2 separate regions of the Mus musculus genome follow, and region 1 is linked to region 2. Evidence: chromatin loops called from intact Hi-C (ENCODE). Cell type or tissue: gastrocnemius. All regions are shown on one strand.

What was found. Hi-C counts contacts between places; a loop is a spot of excess contacts. Peaks named below come from ENCODE experiments on the same cell type or tissue, not always from the same donor. Only the 100,000 strongest peaks of a DNase experiment are listed, where the experiment ranks them.
Region 1: a loop joins it to region 2, with 12 times the contacts of the local background. A loop is called at or near these places in 36 of 42 quality-filtered maps.

Annotation. Positions count from the first base shown.
Region 1 is chr3:19,558,525-19,566,524 of GRCm38, forward strand. All of the region lies in intron 2 of Dnajc5b (DnaJ heat shock protein family (Hsp40) member C5 beta), which reads left to right. Gm23330 (a small nuclear RNA gene) reads left to right here and starts at 1,729; the gene lies at 1,729-1,892. In gastrocnemius, a CTCF peak has its summit at 4,073 (motif pointing right); DNase peaks (open chromatin) are centred at 4,080, 4,392, 4,855, 5,027 and 1 more place.
Region 2 is chr3:19,891,691-19,899,690 of GRCm38, forward strand. It overlaps the pseudogene 4632415L05Rik. Among named protein-coding and RNA genes, the nearest start is that of Gm42190, 58 kb to the right of the region's middle. In gastrocnemius, CTCF peaks have their summits at 3,137 (motif pointing left) and 3,336; DNase peaks (open chromatin) are centred at 3,082, 3,413 and 4,358; H3K4me3 peaks cover 2,351 bases; H3K27ac peaks cover 1,479 bases.

The DNA of each region.
Region 1 (8,000 bases), 330 kb before region 2:
CATTGCATCTCTGGGCAATGGAGGCAGCTGGAACAAAAGGTGGATTCACTAAGAATCATGGAAGGAAATGTTGAGAATGAGGTGGTCTAGGGAATAAGACTCTGGAAAGTTCTATCATGTCATAGTCTTCATTAACCAGAAGTTACTCCTAAGCCTAAAGTTGTGCTCACAGTTAATAAAGATCCATGAAGACCTTCAGCTCTCACTTGTGACTGATTTGTGTCATGCTCTGAGCAAGCAGGATAGACAAAGATATAAACTGTCTAGGTGAGTGTCAAAGGTGTGTCTAACACACACAAGACCATCTGCAAGGACTGCGAAGTTTCTAGTTCTTAGTATATATAGAATTCCATATCTGACCTTTTACCTGATTAGTACATCTATGCATACAAACTTTATAAATTAGGTCAGAAAAGTGACTTTAAACAATAACAGTAACAACGAAAATCATGGGGAAGGAGAGAGTATGGGTTGTTGAGTTGCTGCAAATATCCAGTTTGAAATGTCCAGTTTTTAAAGTAAATTATAAGAACAGGTGTGTACACAGGGAAAATTCAGCTAGAGAATAGGGAGGAGAGCTGTGCCATAGGAGAGCTGTGCCATGGGAAAGCTGTGCTATGGGAGAGCTGTGACATGGGAGAGCTGTGACATGGGAGAGCTGTGCCATGGGAGATCTGTGCCATGGGAGATCTGTGCCATGGGAGATCTGTGCCATGGGAGAGCTGTGCCATGGGAGAGCTGTGACATCAGACAACTGTGAAATACTGTCTTCTAGATATGCTATGCCTGCTGCTCATATAAACTCATGAAAGCCATGGTTACTTGCACAAGATTTGAAGAAAGTTAAGCCAGTCAACACTTTAGTGTAAATGGGAGAAAGCTTTCTTAAGCTCCATCCCAAGCCCAGGAGCTATTGCCAGTTGATGGCTGCTGAGATAGGAAGTTACTTTTCTGTATGGTTACTAGGATGTTGTCCTTGCCCCACTGGATGCTTTCACACCAGGCTCATATGCCAGCACTAAGTAGACTCAATATAAAATAATAGCAACGAGGACAACAACAATAACAACAACAAGAAGAAGACAACAGAGGACATGACATTGGGAAAGAGAAGGGTTGAAGTGGAGGCTCCTGGGGGAGTTCAAGGGAGATAGTGTGGCTATGTTCAAAATACTTTGTATATATATGTATATATGTATATAGCCATAGATGTTGAAAACTATCATGGCCATGGGCAAATGATAGGCACAGAGAACTATAGTGACACAAAATTGCCAGTCTGTTCTTGGTCCCTTATGAGAGACAGCCCTAATCTGGTTTAAGGGCAATGAATACAAACTGTTTTGGATATTTCCACTCTCAAATCGTAGTTCCTGGACTCTGGGTTATTTGATGGTTTGTCCCATTCTCTATTTCACTCACAGTGTGCTGGCCACTTGGCACAAAACACTGCTTTTGCTAAACTTGGCTGCAAGAGCTCCTCATATGTCTTGTGCCCAACTTTCCTGTTCTAGGCTCTCAAGCCAAACCCAGAAAAGAACTGAAAAGACACTCAGGATGTCTAGAGAAGAAAGGAGCAGTCATCAAATACTACAAAAAAGGGTCAAGTACAAGACAGATAAAAATAAGCCTGTGGGATTTCATCCAGAGCATCATAGAAGGAAGAGGAAGTTTGTGAGAGAGCTGAAAATAGAAGTCAGGTTATAGTGAGTTGAAAAGGAAATGGACATACTTACCTGGCAGGGAAGATACCATGATCACGAAGGTGGTTTTCCCAGGGCGAGGCTTATCCATTGCACTCCAGATGTGCTGACCCCTGCGATTTCCCCAAATGTGGGAAACTCAACTGCATAGTTTGTGGTAGTGGGGGACTGCTTTAGAGCTCTCCTCTGAAAGAAAGAGAAGGGAATGGGCATTGAAGAGTAACCTTTTTGCATGAGAGAAGAATGAAGTTAAAATGCAAAGGAAGAAAAGAACATTTATAAACAAGGGGAAAGATGAGGAAGCTGGGCCTGACGGCATGGGTCTATAATTACAGCTATCTGGAAAGCTGAGGTAGGAAGACCATGAGTTCAAGGCCAGCCTGGGATAAATAGTGAGTTCAAGACTAACTTGAATAACTTACTGAGACCATACCTCAAGAAGATAAAAGGGCAATTCTTGGGCCACAGTTTGGCAGTACGCCATGCCTAGAGCTTAAAACACAAGCTAGGGGATCCCTGAGGAGATGGGAGTAGCAAATCACTACAGAAAACGTTCGAGTTGGGAGTGGGGGCTGGTGATGCTTTAGGGTCTGCAGGCGAATAGATAGAAGGAACACAAGTGGGAAGAGGACGGAGACAGTGGTCTTATTACTCAGAAGTGTACAGGCAGAAGATTGTTCTTTCCAAGTCAGAAGTGGGGGTGTCTGTTGAGGGAATTGGAAAGAGCAATCAAGGGGGGAATAAGAGGTTTGGAAATTTTTTCTTGGGGACATGAAAAGGAATTTACTAAAGTTGAACAGAGACAGGCAAACCACAAAGGAGACAGCCAAGGGGGAACTGTATATTTTTATAGCTTGTTGTTCACAGGGGTGTAAAATCTTGTCTGACAATGCTGCTAAGCCTAGAAATAGGAGCAGGGGCCATAGTCATCTTCTCGTGGGCAGGACAGGAAATCTTTTAAGGAACTTGGTAGAGGTTGAGAATGATTTAGGTACATGCCTATGATTCAAATTAAACCAACAAGACCCCAGCCTGTAAGAAAAGGCCCTGTTCAGTTTAAAAAGTGAGTTTCTGGGAGGAACATTTTAAGTGACAGCTGGGCCAAGAGATATATAAGAAGACAGTGTCATATGTTTTTGCACTGAAAGGATTTGAAGAAGAGAGACTGAAAGTTTTTGAGTGTGACAGACATTCCTAGGACCTGCAAGGAGATAACGTGCAGCTAACTGTCACTGCAGCTCGACCCAGAAGGGAGCAGCGGTTCTGGCCTGCTGAGAAGTCTCACCAGACATGCAGTGGTGGGGCCTGCTATTGGAAGCAGGAGTCCTGGCTATTGAGCTGAGAGGAGGTGTGCCCATTTCTCCTCCATCCTAATGTTCTTGTACCTTGCTAGTCACAGTTCAGGAGAGGCAGTCGACCTGAGAAAAGAATGTACTTTCCTTCCAGAAACAGTGAAGTTAGAAGCCCAGAAATAGTTGTTGGGAGCTTGTTCCGTATACAAAGGTAGATAAGCAGATGCAGCCCCGGGACTCCTAGAGCAAGCTGGGGCAGGACACACCCAGACTGTCGGAACTTCAGGTGTCCACCTTTTTTTAAAATTAGGTATTTTCTTCATTTACATTTCAAATGCTATCCCGAAAGTCCCCTATACCCTTCCCCCGACCCGCCCTGCTCCCCAACTCACCCACTTCCCTTCCTGGCCCTGCCATTCCCCTGTACTGGGGCATATGATCTTCGCAAGACCAAGGGCCTCTCCTCCCATTGATGGCCAACTAGGCCATCCTCTGCTATATATGCAACTAGAGAAACAGTTCTGGGGGTACTGGTTAGTTCATACTATTGTTCCTCCTATAGGATTGCAGACCCCTTTAGCTCCTTGGGTACTTTCTCTAGCTTCTTCATTAGGAGCCCTGCGTTCCATCCAATAGATAACTGTGAGCATCCACTTTTGTATTTGCTAGCACTGGCATAGCTTCACAAGAGATAGCTATATCAGGATCCTGTCAGCAAAATCTTGCTGGTGTATGCAATAGTGTCTGGGTTCACTTCTTTTTCAGACTAGTACTTCTATTGCCATCACAGCAAGAGGCTTACAGAATTGGCCTCGGATTTATCTAATACACTTACACGGATAATCCAGTGTATTTATTTTATCAAGGAAAGTAAAGACGTGGATCTGAGAAAGCCACAGAAGACTTGGTAGCAAACAGAAAACTGAAACTAGGCACCACCAACGGGCATTTAGGCTTCCATAAAATCTGAGTATTGATGCATTTTTTAACTCTTATAAATTAATATATATCAAAGTACAATGCCTCATGAAAAAGTTGAGATCCTGAACATCCCTGGTACAGTGGCAACACCAGCCACGAGAGGGCAGCACTTGACTCTTGATGCAGTTCTGCAGGCAAGAAGAGAGCTGTCTGAGAGGCAGCAGAGTATCTATCTATCTGTATGGTTCTTTCCTGTCCTTGCCTCACACCACAAAGCCTGAACCACAAACGTGATGTGATGTGATCCCGCAAAACTAGGACAACTCCTTTAACACTCAGCTACAGTGTCTGCAAATGTGGGGAAGTCACAGTGCTGAATAATGTGGTCTTTAGTCTTTTCCTGTGGCATCTTGATGGTCAAAGCACATGAGTCATTCGTTCTGGTAGCAGATGCTCCAGAAATAATCACACAGCCGTGGTGGGGTTGGCATCTGTATCTGCAATATGATGCCAAACGGTGTCCTGGCCTTTCTATCTTGTCCTTCTGGTGGACTTTATACTGTTTCCTTCCTTCCAGCCTCTGCTCTGCAGCTCAGAACGTTAAATCTTTTTGTGTTGAGGGCCACTGTCCAGGGTACAGCATATGATGTGGTTGTACTTGGCTCTGAAAGTTTGAGGACCAAAACTAGGGAAGGTATGGCCATGATAGCCATCAGCAGTAGTTGACTAGTACTTGGACAAGGTTAAACCAGAAATAATCCTTACCGCATGAGGTCCACTCGCTGACAGCTGCCCCCCCCCCCCCCCGTACTGAATGACAAGGGCTAGGGAACCCCAAGGGCAGAGAGAGTCGGAAAGAGCCATGTACCCAGGCAGGCAGTTCCACCCAGCCCACAGAAGAGTCTTTGGTCAGAGAACTCCACAGGGTCTTGCATGCAGCTCAGGAACTGAGACACAGAGCCCTGTGGTTTGTGTCAATGGCCAGCAGATGCTGAGTTCTTGCAGGCTGTGTAAAATAGAAAGGCTCCAAGTGACTAAAAGCTGCTTGTTTGGGCTATTTTTATATAATTGGATGTGTAAAAATTTGCCTTTGGCTTTGGCAGGCTTTGAGCTAATGGGCCTCAGCTGCAGTGAAGGAGGGCAGGACCTGGGGCCATTAGGCAGACACATTTGTTGCCCAGGCCAGGAAGCTCCCAGAGATTAGCAGGTTCCTGGCTAAGTACTGGCTAAGTACTTCCTACTAGTTCTTCCTGCCACTGAGAGAAACAGGAAAACCAAAAGGAAATGAGTGTCTCAAAAGCATTTGAAAGTGAAAAACTACTGAACGCCATTCTCTGAGGGGTGTGAGGCTTCAAGGCGGCAGGCTTCAAACCACTCCAGAGAGAGAGAGAAAGAAAGAAGAAGAGGAGGAGAGGAGAGAGGAGAGGGAGAGAGGAGAGAGAGGGAGGGGAGAGGGGAGATAGGGAGAAGAGAAGAGAAGAGAAGAGAAGAGAAGAGAAGAGAAGAGAAGAGAAGAGAAAAGAGACCTCATAAATGTCCTAAAGATGGGAATTCTGAAAATTTATTGAGCCTATGGAGTACCACAGGACAGGACTAAGAGTACCAGAAGCCATCTGTGGTGGAAAATTCCATTGGTAGGCCTCAATAATTGGCTTTATGGTGACTTCTTGAATCAGGGCTGAGTTTCTGAGCTTTCTCACCAGTGTATCAGAAGAGATTGTGATATGGGTTTATAATCCCAGAACTTGAGAGGTGGAGGCAGGAGAATCATGAGTTGACCTTAATGCTATTGAATTCAAGGTCAGCCTTGGCTAAGACAGCCTATCTGAAAATAAATAATGTATAAGGCTATTTCAAAACTTGAAATGGCCTACCTGCTTCTGCTTTCCAGTCTGGTTTAAATTAACAGTGTTTATGAAATTTGACTCTTTTTAGTCATATGGGAAACTCATGTACAGGGGAGGCTGAGCACTTAACTGAATGTCCCCAGAAAAGGCAAATAGAGCTGAGAAAAACTGGTCCTACCTATCTGGGTCTGACTATAATACTATAAGTTAATTAATAAAATACTATTATTTTAAGGGTCCTAGAAGTGGGTACTACTATGGCTACCACTAAACTCTTAGTTACCTGTGTAATGAAGAAAATACTGGTTTATTATATTGGGTTAACATGGTCCCCTAGACATCTAAAAGTCATAAGTAAAATACTCTGTGATTTGAAGTTATATCCTAATATTCATATTGCTTCTGGGAAATTTTTAAAGTACAATATTAATCACACAAAGATAATGAAAGCAAAGAGAGCAGGGTTAGAAGTGAGGTCATGGAACTATGAGAACTTGAGTAGTTAGAATTGTCAGATAAAGATTTTAAAACAAATATGATTAAAAGGATGAAAACCAAGACTGAGAATTTGCACAGAGTGTCTCGGCATCACATGTGAACATGTGTGTTTATAAGCTGACAAGCTGTGTCTATCACAGACCTGCCTAGACCTCTCTGTTCCCTGTGCTGAATGCTGACTGGGAACTCAGACTTGCCTGTTACCACTCCACCACCCTAGACCAAAACTTTTACAGAACTATGTGAAGGAATTTGCTTCTTAGGGTGCGTAGAGATGACTAAGTTGACCAACAGGATATAGAGGATTCCAGAAGTCAAGAGGAGAGAACTTTAAAATAAACAATAGTGTTATCCAGAAGATACCATTAAGTAATAATGCAATAAAGGGAGATGTATTCAGTGTAAATAATCAATGAAAGATTCATGAGGAGCACATACAGAATATTTTCTTAGACCCTACAAATTAATTTTAAAAGCCAAACTAAAAGTTATAAAAGACAGAAATATATTATTTCTAAATGTTTCTTTCTACATATAACTATATAAAATATATAACTAGCCTTATTATAGATCATAATATTACATATATAGAGATATATATGTATACATGTAAAACATAAACATATAGAGACTATGTACAGAATCAGACAGACATTAAGGTGCTGGTTCATCCCAAATGTTATGGTACTCATTTTCTGTATCTTCACATGTGTGTCACCCAAGTCCACGAGGGTGTAAGGGCCTTGATTCTCCGCTGTCACACATAGCTTCAGATGTTCCATGGTCACACTGTTGGCAGGTTTCTGATTCTGCCAACTGTGGCTCTGGCGGCTCATCTCTGTATCCACTATTGGTCTCATTCTCACCACAGGCAATCCTCTCTAGACAAAGGTCTGTTTTCTGGGATCTAATATGATCCCAGGCTTCTCTCTCTTTATTCCAGGCTGTGGCTATATTCTCGAATCATTTTTTTTCATACACTGTGAAAGAACAAGTGATTGTTCTATTGAAACAGGGTCTGAGTTTCTCCCAGGTTTCTCTCCCAATCCTCTCCTTATTCCTCCACACTCAATTTCATTTTTGTGTTGTACCCCACCCCCACCATACAATGCTTTCTCTCTCTCAAAAACTAAATTGATACACAAAATACAAGAATATTTAAAATAAACAAAAGCTCACTATGATGAAAAATGGCAAACAAAACAAAATGAAACAAAAAGCGCAGTTGGCAGTGGCTCTGCCACAGGGTTCTGGAACACGGGAAGATATCAGTGGCTGCTGTCTCGTCTTTTTAGTACCCTGCAGGAAGATTTCTTCTGAGGTCAGAGAGAACACATGTTTCATGGCCCAATAAGGAAGTCAGGAAGAAATGGAGATAGATTCACAATAATAGCCAACATTAAAAACTGAGTTCAGAGGCAGAAATGTGCTGGGTGTGGTAGTGCATGCCTTTGATCAGAGCACTCGGGAGGTAGAGGCAGGTAGATCTTTAAGGTCAAGGCCAGCGTGGTCTTCAAAAATAGTTCCGGGACAGCCAGTGCTCCACAGGGAAACCGTGTCTTGAAAAACCTAGATAGATAGATAGTAGATAGATAGATAGATAGATAGATAGATAGATAGATAGATAGATAGATAGATATAAACATAAAAATAATAAATAAAAGGAGGCAGAAATGTGTTCAGCAGGAGGAAGGCAGCTAGAGACACAACCATGCCACAATAGAATGTGGCTGAGGACA
Region 2 (8,000 bases):
TCCCACCATCAAAAAGGTAGGAAATTGAACAGCATTGAGAAAGAGAGGTCCAATGTGAGTTCAATTCCCAGAACCCCCCAAAATTGTCCTCTAATCTCCATATGTGTGCAATAGCACAGATATGCCCATATACACAACAAATAAATTAGTTTCATTTCTTAGGGAAAAAAGTAAAACTACATTGATGCCATTTTAAAGACTGATAAAATTGTTTTAAGAACTAGCTGTACTAATCAAAGTAACCGTGTGTTGAGATGGTGAAAAGTATTAATTTAATGTCCTTAAACATCTTATCCCTTTTCATGGTGAAGTGGGGACAAGAAACAGAAAACCTCATTTAATGGGCTGGAGAGATGGCTCAAGAGGTTAAGAGCACTGACTGTTATTCTAAAGGTCCCGAGTTCAAATCCCAGCAACCACATGGTGGACCACAACCATCCATAATGAGATCTGACACCCTCTTCCCATGTGTCTGAAGACAGCTACAGTCTACTTACATATAACAATAAATAAATCTTTAAAAAAAAATAACCTCATTTGATGAGAAAGGTCACAAAGCTGTCACTCTTCATTACATTCCCCCTTTAGAGATCTAGAGACAGTTAAATGAAAAGTAAGAGTGTGTAGAACAAGTGAGGCGAGTACTCTGACTTATAACTACCAGTGACTTGAAGCCAGGTGATAAACAAACAGGACCCAGGTTAGTCATGAGCCTGCCATGTGCAAAAGAAGCATGTGCTCTGGCCACACTCATGGAATTCCATGGGGAAGCTTCAGGAAAACTTTCGAGGTTCTCAATAGAACCAAGGGAGCTCATGGAACTGGAAGACAGCTCTCTGAGGCAAGCTGTTGGGTTTTGATAGCCACAAAGGTTATATGGTGTCTACAGAGGGCTAGGGGTGTGTCAAAATCAGCTAGAAACTGGTGTTGCTTGCAAAGTAGAAGGATGATCTAGAGAAGGAGATAGAAGAGATCCAGGCTAGGATCAGGTAAGGCCATGGCAGTGGGGATGGGAAGGACATAATATACAGGCACAAGCTACCGAGCCTTTTGTTGGGCCCTATTTGGCCTTGGTTTGGGCTCAATTTTTGAGACCCGTCATTCTCCTCCACTTGAGAATGACTCAGCACGACCTACCAACCTGATTGAGACTGCCTCTGCCTAGCTACTGCTGATGTAGGCCCCGTGAGATAACCCCACACCCCTCGTCATTTCACTCCATCACATATGTCATCTCACCCCATATCCCTACCCCCACCTCCTTGCCTTCTCTATATAAGCAAGTATCTAGTTTAATAAAGTGAGTTTCTGCTTTGACAACACTCCTGGCCCAGGTGTGTTTGTTTGGGGCCATCAACACTCACCATCCCACTCAGCCTCAGAGAGGCTGAAGTGAGCTCTCTCCTCTCGCCTGGACCTGCTAGCAGAGAGCCAACAGGCTTTTGAACTGATTAGATATGGAGATAGGAAAAGTTAAAGATGAACTTGCCATCATCAGAGCAAGTTACTAGATAGGATGAATATGACATAACCTGGGACTATTGTCGATACGGTATTCCCAATGGCAGGGTTCCTCGGGCAGCAAAGGCCATGAGGAAGAGGATGAGAGGATGACAGAAGGAGGAGCAACTTTGGGGGAAGCTTTGTGCTGTGTAGTTTTAGACATCTGGTCTAGCATCAAGAGGTTACAGTTAAAGGAATATAGTGGCTCCTTCCTGTAATCCCAGAATTTGGAAAGAAGAGGCAGGGAAATCAATTCCAAGACCATCCTTAGCCATAGAGAAAATTTAGAGAGATATACAAAACAAAAATAATTTGAATGACTCCCTATGCAACTAAGGCTGGCCATGAATACCTGACCCTCTGCCTCTATCTCTAGAGTGCTGGGGTTATAGGCATATGCCATACCCAGTTTAGTCTGCATTTTAAAATGTCTATTTAAGGGGGGATGGGGAAGGCAGTGAAGGAGTAAGACAACAACAACGGTACTTGTATGAAAGCACTATACTAAAAACTGTTACATTGTATTCTAACTGAAAACTTGGCTTTAGAAATGAGGCTGGGTACGGTGTTGCATGTCTATAATGCTAGTCCTTGGGAGAGAGGTAGAAGATCAAGAATTCAAGGCCTCATCAGATGCATTTGAAGTTTGAGTTCTGCTTCAACCTCATGTGATCTAGATTAGAAAACTTCAGTAAAAGTCTACTAATATGATTCAAACAACAACAACAACAAAATGTTTGCATGACATCACACTGAAAACGCGCCCATTGTAACACCAGGGTCATTATGCCGATAGCACTCATATTCCCTTGGTGTCTCACCTTATTAAGTCAATTCACCTTCTAGGTCTGCCTTTTCATCAGTGAAAATAACAGCAGATCTCATCTATTGAGAACTTTCTCAGTACCAGTTATTAACTAAGGTTCCATATTTACCAATGTATTAACAGAACTAGAGTAAAACACTTATCAAAGTAAATGACAGTAAACAGTAAATTGAGACAGGTATAATGCGGCCTTAGATTCCCAAGCCACCACAAGTATTGAATTAAAAACGGATAGCCAGTTTTCACTGGTATCTTAGCCTTCCTTAACGTACACATTTAAAACAGTCCTGGATGAGGAGTACTATTAGAGTCACCACCTTACACGATTTTTCAATCTTAACTAAGTATCTCAGGATCAAATAGTGGCACAGCCGTAACTGGAACCTAAGCTTGCAACCACCCAGCACAGCCGAGAAGCCTGCCCTAAGTCGCAAAACAATCAATCTTTAAGTGTATCCGTGGAATCGCTCACTCCTAGGGCGCAAAGACCTGGCTATGACTCTGGGGAGATAATTTGTCTCGCCCCAAACACTTTTGTAATTGATTTACCCGCAGTGTGTATGCATACTACCTCTGTAAACAACAAAGCTAGCAGCCCCAGAAGTTTGGGAAGCCCGCGCGTCCTACCGCGACCACTCCCCGCCCCGCTGCACTCTGGGAAACGTAGTCCTAGCCAGTCTCTGAGCCTTTTAGTCTTCATACAGTGAACCCTCAGCGCCTGTAAGGCCACATTCGGTTGCGAATCCGGGGCCGGCCTCTAAGCACATCAGCTCTCCAATGCCGCCCTCTGCTGGCCTTTCCCTTACCACACATTGCTAACCGGCTCCACGTACCCCGGAAATAAACTCTTCTTTTCCGGATTAAGAGTCCAGAGGTCCGTCTGTGGTTTGGGGGTATTTGGGTGCCCCTGGAATGAAGTACGTTCTGAAGTATGCTGCACCGAAGTGAGGGGACCGGGAGTCATGGAGGGCCAGAGCGCAGAGATGCTGCAGGCCAGGTGGAGGCGGAGAAGTTGCAGCGCCTCCCAGTGCACAAAGAGCTGGAGCAAGAATTCGACCTTGGCACCCTACCGGCTCCGGACCGCACTCCCGGACAGGCCGAGCTGCCGGCCTTGGCGCGGGACAGCACGCAGCTGCTCATCACCGTGCTGCTGCCGACCGTGCGCTGGGGGAGGCGGTGGTAGCGCGCTTGCCGGTGCCCTCCACTCGCTTGCCCCGCGGGAAGCTGCTATCCGTGCCGCGGCTGCTCACCCGCTGGCAGCAGTTCGCGCGTCATCAGAGCATCCACCCAAGAAGACCACTTTCTTGTGGGACGAGGTGAGTGGCCAGTGACGGTGCTGATTGGACTGCAAGCTCGCCCGGAACCACAGTATGGAATGGCTGATAAATGTGCCTGGGGGCACCCGACCCCATGGAAGCAGATTTAGGCCAAGAAGGAACGCGTGGCCAAGAACGAGCTAAAACGACCGCGGATCCGAGTGCACAAGATGTAGATGCCCAACTCAGTCGGCCTGCACCCAACGAGACACCTGAGTAAGGAGGAGCTGGTCTGCGCCCAGCAAGTGGCCAGTGACTCCACCGCTGCAGTGGGACGCTTCCAGGAGCGCCTCTCTAAGGAGAAGACGCCCCTAGAGCCCCGGAAGAAGAGGAAGTTTTAGTCCCTCTTTGAGGACTTTGTGACCGAGAAAATGACCAGTTGGAGCTACTGAAAGTCAAGAACAGCAAGAAGCCTCATCAGGATGTGAGGGGGCGCATCAACAAGCAGATGAGAGAAGAGGAAAATGAGCCAGAAAGGCGAAGAGAAAGGGGATCCAGCAAAGATCTTTGAGTAAGAGCAGGGGCTGGAGAGATGGCTTAGCAGTTAAGAGCACTGACTTCCCTTCCAGAGGTCCTGAGTTCAATTCCCAGCAACCACATGGTGGCTAAATAATAAATAATAAATCTAAAAAAAAAAAAGCATTCCAGGCAGCCTGCTCTAGGTGACAAGAAGAAAGAAGAATTGTACCAAGGAAGCAGTGTTCTCCCCATTGATCCTGTTCTGCCAAGCTGCAGGCTGGTGCAGGAGGTGGCCGCCACCCTCGTTGAGCTTGACATTGAAGGGACAGGTTTGCCTCCCTTCACGTCAGTGCTGGACTATGCTTTTCCCACAACAGAGACATTGGCTGGAACTTATAGCTCTAATTTGAGAACATGAGATTTGTAGAAATAATATGGTCAGAACCAGGAATAACTTAACAGCCTGCTTTTTTATCTTGACTTTGTATATTGGGTTGATGAGATTTCTGAAGTATAGTAGATTGGTCTCAACATTTTCGCATTATTTTTGTAGCAGCTTGTGTATGTATCAAAGCAGGGAGAATGGGGAAAACTATGTGATTTGCACGTATTATAAAAGATATGCTGATACCTGGTGTTAATTTTAACTTTTACTGTAGGTAGAAGTTGTTGAACATGAAGCCAGTGACCTGGGTACCAATATATTGTGTGCTTAAAAAAAAAAATGGTTACAGGTAAGTCACTTGTATTAGGAAAACTCAGAAGTTTATTTAGTGCTAAGTATAGTATCGAAAGCACAGTACAATTGATGTTGGCCAAATGAACACATTGTTTTAAATGATAAATTGGAATTAACCTTGTTACTCCAGAAAATACTTGTCATTTTGTTTATAATCAGTGGCTTTTGTTGAATTGGCTTGGGTTTTAGATTTTAGCCCGTGCTGTGCTGGAATTCACTATGAAGCAGAGGCTGAACTGGAATTTGAGGCCTTATGGCTCTGTCCCAAGCGCTCCTCCCTCAATACTGGACTTTTTACTATGAATTTTCAGGAAATATTTATGCAAAGTAAGTTTATTAAGCTCAAATAAGTCATTGATATCAGGAAAAAACATTCAGACAGCAAAAAACTTGAAATCTCCTGCTGGATGTAGCTGCTCATTTGTAATCTCAGCACTTGGGCTTCCTATATTTTCAAATATTGGTTGTTCTTAAAAGTTATAGTCCCATAGCCAACCCAGGCTATTTAGCAGTGAGAGAATATATTTAGAGGGTAGTTTTCAGATAATATGCAAGCTAACTAGGACATAACATGGATTTATAAGCCTTTCTTAAGTTAGGATAGATAACAGAGTGTTCTATTTAATTGACGAAAATGCTGGACTGGGTGTTAGGTATATTTTGTACTTAATAAATTACAAAATGCTAATAGTTGTGCTCAATGTATATCTGAAAAAAAAAGAGCCTTTTAATTGGACAAAAAGTGGGGAAGTGCTGTGGATAGCCCTGGTACTGTTTGTATTTTGATGCTAATTCTGTTTCCCCTAGAGGGGTTGCCTGTGAATTGAGTGAATCATGCCCTCAGGTGACTTCATGTGAACCTTCCCCTAATGGATAAAGATTTCAAAGAACCAATCACTGAGCGAGTAGGCAGGACTCCGGGTCAGAGAAAGGGATGGTGGAAGAAGAGAGGAGACAGGAAAGTGGACACCAAAATGTAGGTAGAAGAGGCCCCAGTTTGGGTGGCAGATCCGTTGGGCTTCATTACGGGAGAATTTAACTTAGAAAGGCTTACACATTAGGACGCTAGTTGTTGCGCTCAGTGATTGTGTTGCCTTTTGATTCTAAGCTAAGATTATGTGGCGTTTTCCTTCATGTGGCGACTCAACTGAGTTCCAGTCCACCATGGCAACTTAGCAAGCTGGGTGGAGAGATTTTGGAGCTCAGATCAGAGGGTCTGCTGGGCTGAGAACAGGCCTGTCTGTTGGGTGTAAGTATCTGCTTCTGTCTTAGTCAGCTGGTAGTCAAAGGACAGCCATGCTAGACTCCTGTCTGTAAGCACATCATAGCATCAATAATAGTGCCAGACCTATTAGTGTCTCCCCCATGAGGTAGATCCCCAGTTGGGCTAGTCACTAGACTGCTTTTCCCTGTCTCTTCTCCATTTTTGTCCCTGCAGTTCTTTTAGACAGGAACAGCTCTGGGTCAGAAATTTTGACTGTGGGTTGATAACACCATCCCTCCTCTTGAGGCCCTGTCTATCTACTGGAGGCAGACTCTTCTAGTTCTGTCTCCTCACTGTTGGGCATTTTGGCTAAGGTCAGCTTCATTGAGTCCTGAGAGTCTCTCACCTTCCAGATACTTCCTAGAGGGTCTCCTCATCTCCCATCTTCTGAGGCTGCATATTTCCATTCCTTCTGCTGGTCCTCTGGGCTTCTCTTCTGTTTGTCTCCCCCATACATGATCATGATCCCCTTTTCTCCTCCCCCTCCCTCTGCTTTCTGTGATGATTTTCTTCCCCCTTCTAAGCTAGACTGAAGCATCATCATTGACCTTTTTGCTTGATAAACTCTGTGGCGTGTATCCTAGGTATTCTATATTTTTAGGCTAATATCCACTTATTAGTAAATACAATGTATATCCTTTTGGGTCTGGGTTACCTCACTCAAGATGATATTTCTTAGTTCTGAAAGATCCTGACAAAATGTAAAAGGTCACAGAAGCCCTGAAATTGGCAAGATAGATGTCACTGTTAGCAGAACTAGCTTCACTGATTTAGAAAATTAGAGGTGCACAATGCTCTGGCCACTCCTTGAACCTGTGTGTCTGCCAATGTTTTGACCATTCCTTGAACCCATGTGTGTGCCCACTGATGAAGCCCATTGCCAGGTGTTTGTGATATTGGTTGCTGAGAAAGAGTCAGAAAATCTCCCCAGCAGCCACAGGCCGGCCAATCCTGAGTTGCTATACCTGCACCAGACTCTTTCCTTGTACCCCTCCCATACCCATTTCTTGAGAATAGACATTGTTTAGATCTGGAAATCCCCTACTCTTCCCTTCTCCTTTGCCCCCTGAAGGCCTATAAAAACTGGGACCTCTTTCCCCTCGAGGTTGACTCCTCTTCCCCTGCATGGGATATGAGTCATCCCCAGAGCTCTGGCTTTCCCCAAATAAAGCCTCATGTGGTTTGCACAAGCTTGGTCTATCGTGAGTTCTTGGGTGTCCGCTATTGTCCTGAGGCCTGAGCGAGGGGCTCCTCTCGGAGTCTTTCAGTTCCATCTATTTGCCTGCAAAACTCATGATACCCTCATTCTTAATAGCTGAGTAGTATTCCATTGTGTAAATGTACCACATTTTCTGTATCCATTCTTCCATTGTAGAGCATCTGAGTTGTTTTCAGCTTCTAGCTATTAGTGGAACACGTGCCCCTGTGGCATGCTGGGGCATCTTTTGGGTATATGCCCAAAAGTGGTATAGCTGGGTCTTCAGGTAGTTCTTATTTTTAATTTTCCAAGGGATTGCCCGATTGATTTCCAGAGTTGTTGTACCAATTTCCAATCCCATCCCAGTAATGGGGTATTGATCCTTTTTCTCCACATCCTCTCCAGCATCTGCTGTCACCTGAGTTTTTGATCTTAGCCATTCGGACTGGTATGAGGTGGAATCTCAGGGTTATTTTGATTTGCATTTCCCTGATGACTAAGACCTTTGAACATTTTGTTTGTTTGTTTGTTTTGGGGGTTTTTTTGGTTTGTTTTTTGTTTTGTTTTTTTCGAGACAGGGTTTCTCTGTGTATCCGTGGCTGTCCTGGATCCTACTCTGTAGACCAGGCTGGCCTCGAACTCAGAAATCTGCCTGCCTCTGCCTCCCAAGTGCTGGGATTAAAGGTGTGCGCCAC